Linked DNA regions of Mus musculus: region 1 is linked to region 2. A link is a loop called in an ENCODE intact Hi-C map of the cell type or tissue named here. Cell type or tissue: heart. All regions are shown on one strand.

What was found. Hi-C counts contacts between places; a loop is a spot of excess contacts. Peaks named below come from ENCODE experiments on the same cell type or tissue, not always from the same donor. Only the 100,000 strongest peaks of a DNase experiment are listed, where the experiment ranks them.
Region 1: it touches region 2 in a loop (2.0-fold over the local background); 3 of 42 quality-filtered maps call a loop at or near these places.

The regions. Positions count from the first base shown.
Region 1 is chr9:48,759,593-48,762,092 of GRCm38, reverse strand. All of the region lies in intron 2 of Zbtb16 (zinc finger and BTB domain containing 16), which reads left to right. Among named protein-coding and RNA genes, the nearest start is that of Zbtb16, 75 kb to the left of the region's middle. In heart, no CTCF peak of the experiment used is centred here; DNase peaks (open chromatin) are centred at 238, 757 and 1,492.
Region 2 is chr9:48,816,530-48,819,029 of GRCm38, reverse strand. The region is part of intron 2 of Zbtb16 (zinc finger and BTB domain containing 16); the gene reads left to right. Among named protein-coding and RNA genes, the nearest start is that of Zbtb16, 18 kb to the left of the region's middle. In heart, no CTCF peak of the experiment used is centred here; DNase peaks (open chromatin) are centred at 1,469 and 2,179; H3K27ac peaks cover 688 bases; H3K27me3 peaks cover 398 bases.

The DNA of each region.
Region 1 (2,500 bases), 57 kb after region 2:
GGAACTCCCTCTTCTTGTCACCTCACCTCTCCCTTGTTCCTGTTGGGTATATAATGTCTTGTGTTCCCTACTTGATTATAGACTCTTGGCAGACATAGCCCAGTATGACATGTTCCTTTGAAAGTCCTTCACTGCGATTGGCCCCATGCCTTGCGTTATTAGACGGCTTGAATGGCCAGAAAGACCACTGCTCATTCCTTTCTTCTCAGGGGAGCGGCTCATGTATACTCCCAGTTTTCTTGCCTGTCTCAGGCCAGTTTCAGTCTCAAAAAGAGGCAGAGGCCCGCCTCTTCCTCTTCTCAGAGTGATTCTGTAAGGATTTATAACATGTGCATCAAGAAACCGTGCGTGGTGAGCGTGTAGAGATGGAGCAGTTGCTGCTACGTGGAAGATCATACTCCAACACCAGTGGAGAAACTTGGAGGCCTACACTTAAAAAAGGGAAAGAAAAGTGGTGTGTGTGTGTGTGTGTGTGTGTGTGTGTGTGTGTGTGTGTGTGTGTGTACAGGCATGTTTGTTCTCACACACATATGCAGGTACCTGATGAAGCCAGAAGGGGACGTCAGAGTCCTCTGGAACTGGAGTTAAAGATCGTTGCGAGCCACCTGATGCGGGTGTTGGGAATGAACCCCAGACCTCTAGAAGAACAGTAAGCACTCTTAGCCATTGACCTGTCTCTCCAGCCTGCCGGCTGCCACTTTTGATTCATAGTCTTTTGCTACTGACTGGTCAAGGTAACTCTCCAGTTCTAAAGAAGAAACAGGGCCAGCATCCAATTCCCTGGCGTTTCTTGGTTTCCTCTTTCCTACTGGTTATTGTTACTGTACTTCCTGCCTGCCGGCTCCTTTGTGACGGTGGATAGTTTGTCCAGGTGCCTGTTTGGGTTTTCTTTGGAGATGGGAAAACCTCAGTTTACTATAAAACTTCCTAACGCTTCTCTAAATGGAACGTGCTTGCTTCGTGGGCCCCTCCACGTTTCAAATATTAAACAGCTATCTCCTGGAGACTTCTCCTCCCCTCCCCCCACCCCACCCCTCAGAAAGCTCAACCAGATGGTGAGAGGTGGTGTGTGGAGGTGGGTGGGGGCTGCTGACTTGACCACATGTGTGTGGTAAGGGTTCTAGGGAGGATACCCATTTCTGTAATATATGTATGTGTGTGTGTGTGTGTGTGTGTGTGTGTGTGTGTGTGTGTGTGTACATATATATATATATATGTATGTATGTATAAAACTTACTAGGTTCCAGCTACAGAACAAGACTGAGAGTGTTGGCAAGTGGCCAAGCACAGTAACTGGCAGGAAGGGCCTGTCACTTCAATATTCTCGAAAGAAATCCAGTTTTCCATGAATGGGAGGCTGTGGAGGAGGTTGGAGAAGCAAATGCCTGGCTTGTCTCCAAGGCCAGATGTTCTGTAGTGCCATATGTCATGACGGGAAGGCTAGCATTGGAGCTTACAGAGCACGTCAGGCCCATGCTCTTAGGCTACCACAGCCCTTCTCGAGCTTGCTCTTCCTGCTTTCCTGGCCCGCCTCTGTGGTCGGAACCCTTCCGAGCCACTCAGATCTGCTGCAGTTGGCGAGTGTCCAGAGTGCTGACCTTAGCCGGGACTGATTGCTATGCTGCTGGGCAGTGCCTGCTGGATCCTTGATATCTGCTCAGCCCAGTCTTGAGACCACTTCAAAGGAGGCCTTTGCCAATTTTATTTTTCTTCCTCAGCCTGGGTTTTGTGGTCATTAAGATGCGGCATCCGAATTGCGAGACTCTTGTTTTCAACGGTGTCTTCACTTCTTCTCTCAGTGTCTGTTTTCCCCTCTTTCTTTCCATCTTCCCTCCCTCTCTCCCTCCCTCTCTCCCTCCCTTCCTCCCTTCTGTAGGTGGTGTGTGTGTGGGAGTGTAGGTGGAGGCCCAAAGTTGGCATCAGAAGTCTTCCTCAGTCACTCTTTACCTCATATTTTGAGGCAGAGTCTCACACTCTTCAGCTAGTGGATGACCAGCGAGCCTCCGAAACCTCCTGTCTTCAGACTTTGTAGGTTCTGGAGAGAAGGGACGCCGAGTGATCTTGCTTCCCACCATATTGAATTGGTAGCACAGTCACCTGCTAAAGGGACAAAGTAACATGTCATGGCCCTTCTACTGCACACTCTAGCTGACATCTCTGCTGTGTGGTGGTGGTGGCATGCTGAACTGAATAACAGAGCAACAACAGGATAACAGACAGAAGCAAAGGCTCTTTTGGGCTCTTTCAGGTTTTCTACCATGGTCGTTTATAATCCGTGGAGCCAAGGACCTTTAGAAATAGAAGCATCTTCTTTCACCATCTTAGGAGCATCTTGTGTTGCCATTTTGTTCTGCAAGGCTGACCTAATGACTATCTTTGGAAATATCGTCATTCTCAAGTTAGAATTTGGGTACTTCATTCCTTTCTCCGCTTCCGTGGTCCCTGCCCACACCAAACCTTCTGCTCCCAGCTAACTCCGCGGTTCCAAGAAAGGTTTTGG
Region 2 (2,500 bases):
CGGTGTATCTGGATAAGCTGCACAGCCTCTCTTTGTCTATGGCCTCGATGATGTGTTATGTTTCAGATCCTCAGCTCGGGGAAGGTGCTGGCTGGACTGGAGCTCTAGAGTTATAGAGCTTTTGAATGCTGCTCTTTTGGCCCAAGGAAGAGGCTGTGACAAGAAGTAGTCGAGTTGTGACTGAATGGTGTCAGCCCTGTGCTAGCAGCCAGCGAGTGAGGTCATAGGGGATCATGGAAGTGCATCAGGAATGGAAGGGTCCCCGCTTTGCCTGGGGCTAGGGCTCTGTTATATAAGATTGTCTAGCACACATGGGGCCCTGGGTTCGACCCTCAGCTCTCCATAAACCCTAGTTCAGTGGTGCATGGCTGAAGTCCTAGCAGGTGGGATGTGGAGGAAGAAAGATAAGAAGCTCACACTCTGCCTCAGGTGGCATAGTGAGTTTGAGGCCAGCCTGGGCTACTTTAGATCTTGCCTCAAAAACAAAAACAAAATCTCCCAAAATAAGAAACAAACAACCCCCCCAAACCAAAGACCGAACCAAAACAAAAACCCCAAAACTAAAACAAACAAAAAAACCCCAAGCAAAACACATCAAGTAGTCTACCAATTAAAGGTGTCTTTGCAGAAAGCTAGCATTGTAGAGACCATATTTATCCTAAAAGTATCTTGAACCCAGCATTGCTGCCACCACTACTGATGTTTGGGACATCCAGAGGACTTGAAGTCTACACTGTATTCTTTTGCCTTGCCTTGGGGAGGGTTAGCTTAGACTTTGGGAATTGATGACTCTTGGGAATTTTGTGAGTGGTGAACACTGTGGTGGGGGGCCATCCTGGGAAGGCAGGATTTGGGAGGGGCTCAACCCCTGTAAATACTGACTTCACTTCCCAGCTTAGGGAGTGGACGAGCTCTGGCTAAGACCCCTCTGATTACTGTAGTGTTTCTGTGGTTGTGGTTCAGCCTCCTGTGAGTTTGGGTTCCTGGGAAGTCACATGGAATCACCTCCCCCACTCACACACACGACCCCAGACACGCACAGCTACACAGACAGACACACAGAAACAGACAGACAGAACCCCCCCCCCCCGCACCCCTACCTGCAACTTGGGCATCACCAAATAAAGATCAGAGTTGAGAAGAATGGACTAAGATGTAACTAAGGTAATACCTAAGGCAGGTTCAGAGCCTGGTTTTGAATCCTGGTTGAGCCTTCTGGGAAGGTTCTAGAAGGCCAAGGAGCACATGTGTTCAAATTCTAGGCTGGTACCCAGCACAAACTCTATGTGGGGGTCTCAGTTCCCTTTCCTAACAGTGTTCCGAAGTCGGGATGGGGGCCGTTTGCTTCCTGTCTGCAGTGGTGGGAAGCAGCCCCTCTGAACACACCTTAGGCTGGTGGTTCTGTCTCACTGCAGTGACCTAGCAGTCCGGCTGGGCAGGGCCCAGGCTCAGCCTGTGCGCCCTCCCTTGCATTATTTATAGTAAACCCCATGAGCACAGAGTGCTAAAGCGGAAGGGTGAGTCACCCATTGAAACCATCGATGACATAAAAACAAGCAAAATGCTTACTGTGTGTTTTGTGCAGTATTTCAGGGCAGGTTGTGCTAATTTGAACACTCCTAAACTGGATCTGTGAAAGTGTACATGTGTGCGAGTGGGGGGTGGAGGGGGGGGGGAGAGTTAGAGTTCAGCCTGAGGGAAGCTGGGTATTGAAAATCTCCTTCCAGTTCTGCCCTCTGTCCTCGGCTGCCCTCAGATCCCTCTTCAGGTTCCAGAGGAGTGCTGACTCCCTTGCTGTGGTTCACCTGTGTCTCTGGAGGGTTAGAGAGTGGCTGGCGCGGTGGGGGAGGGGTTAGACTCTGCCTCATCCCTGTCCCTGTTCTTGCTTCCTGCGGAGGAAGGCACAGTTCCTGCTTTACATGGACATCGTTCAGGTGTTTGGGGTGACTAAGAATCATGAGAGCATGTAAGAGTTGACAAGGTCTTTTGGAGCTTTTATTTCAAAACGTTTGTTTCAGGAGGAGTTACTAAGTTCTAGGGAGGCTCTGTGATTTGCCAAAGACCACATAGCAAGCTGTCGGGCAGACTAGGACTAGAAAGCAGGGCTGTCACTCTCTGTCCCCTTGAATTCCTTCTTTCCAGCCATATCAGGGCCTGCCCAGGCCTGCTTCCCACTTCCTCCTTACTAGAATCTGACTTGAGAACTATTTCAAACCTTTGTCACTGAGCAGGGGTCAGGTGTGTTTTGGCATAGGGACTTGAGTTTGCCCCTTCCCCCTCCCCGAACTCCCAGCCTCTTTTCTGTCAATCTGAGTTGTCAAATGTCTGTCAAGTCTATCGTTGGTGAGGGGACTATCTGTGTTGGGGTGGGGTGGGGGTTGAGATGCAAAGACTGCTAAGACTTGGGTCTTGCCCTAGAGCTTAGAATTTGAGCAGAGTTAAAAAGTATTTGGAGACGATGGTTGGTGGCGGCACACGCCTTTAATACCAACACTCGAGG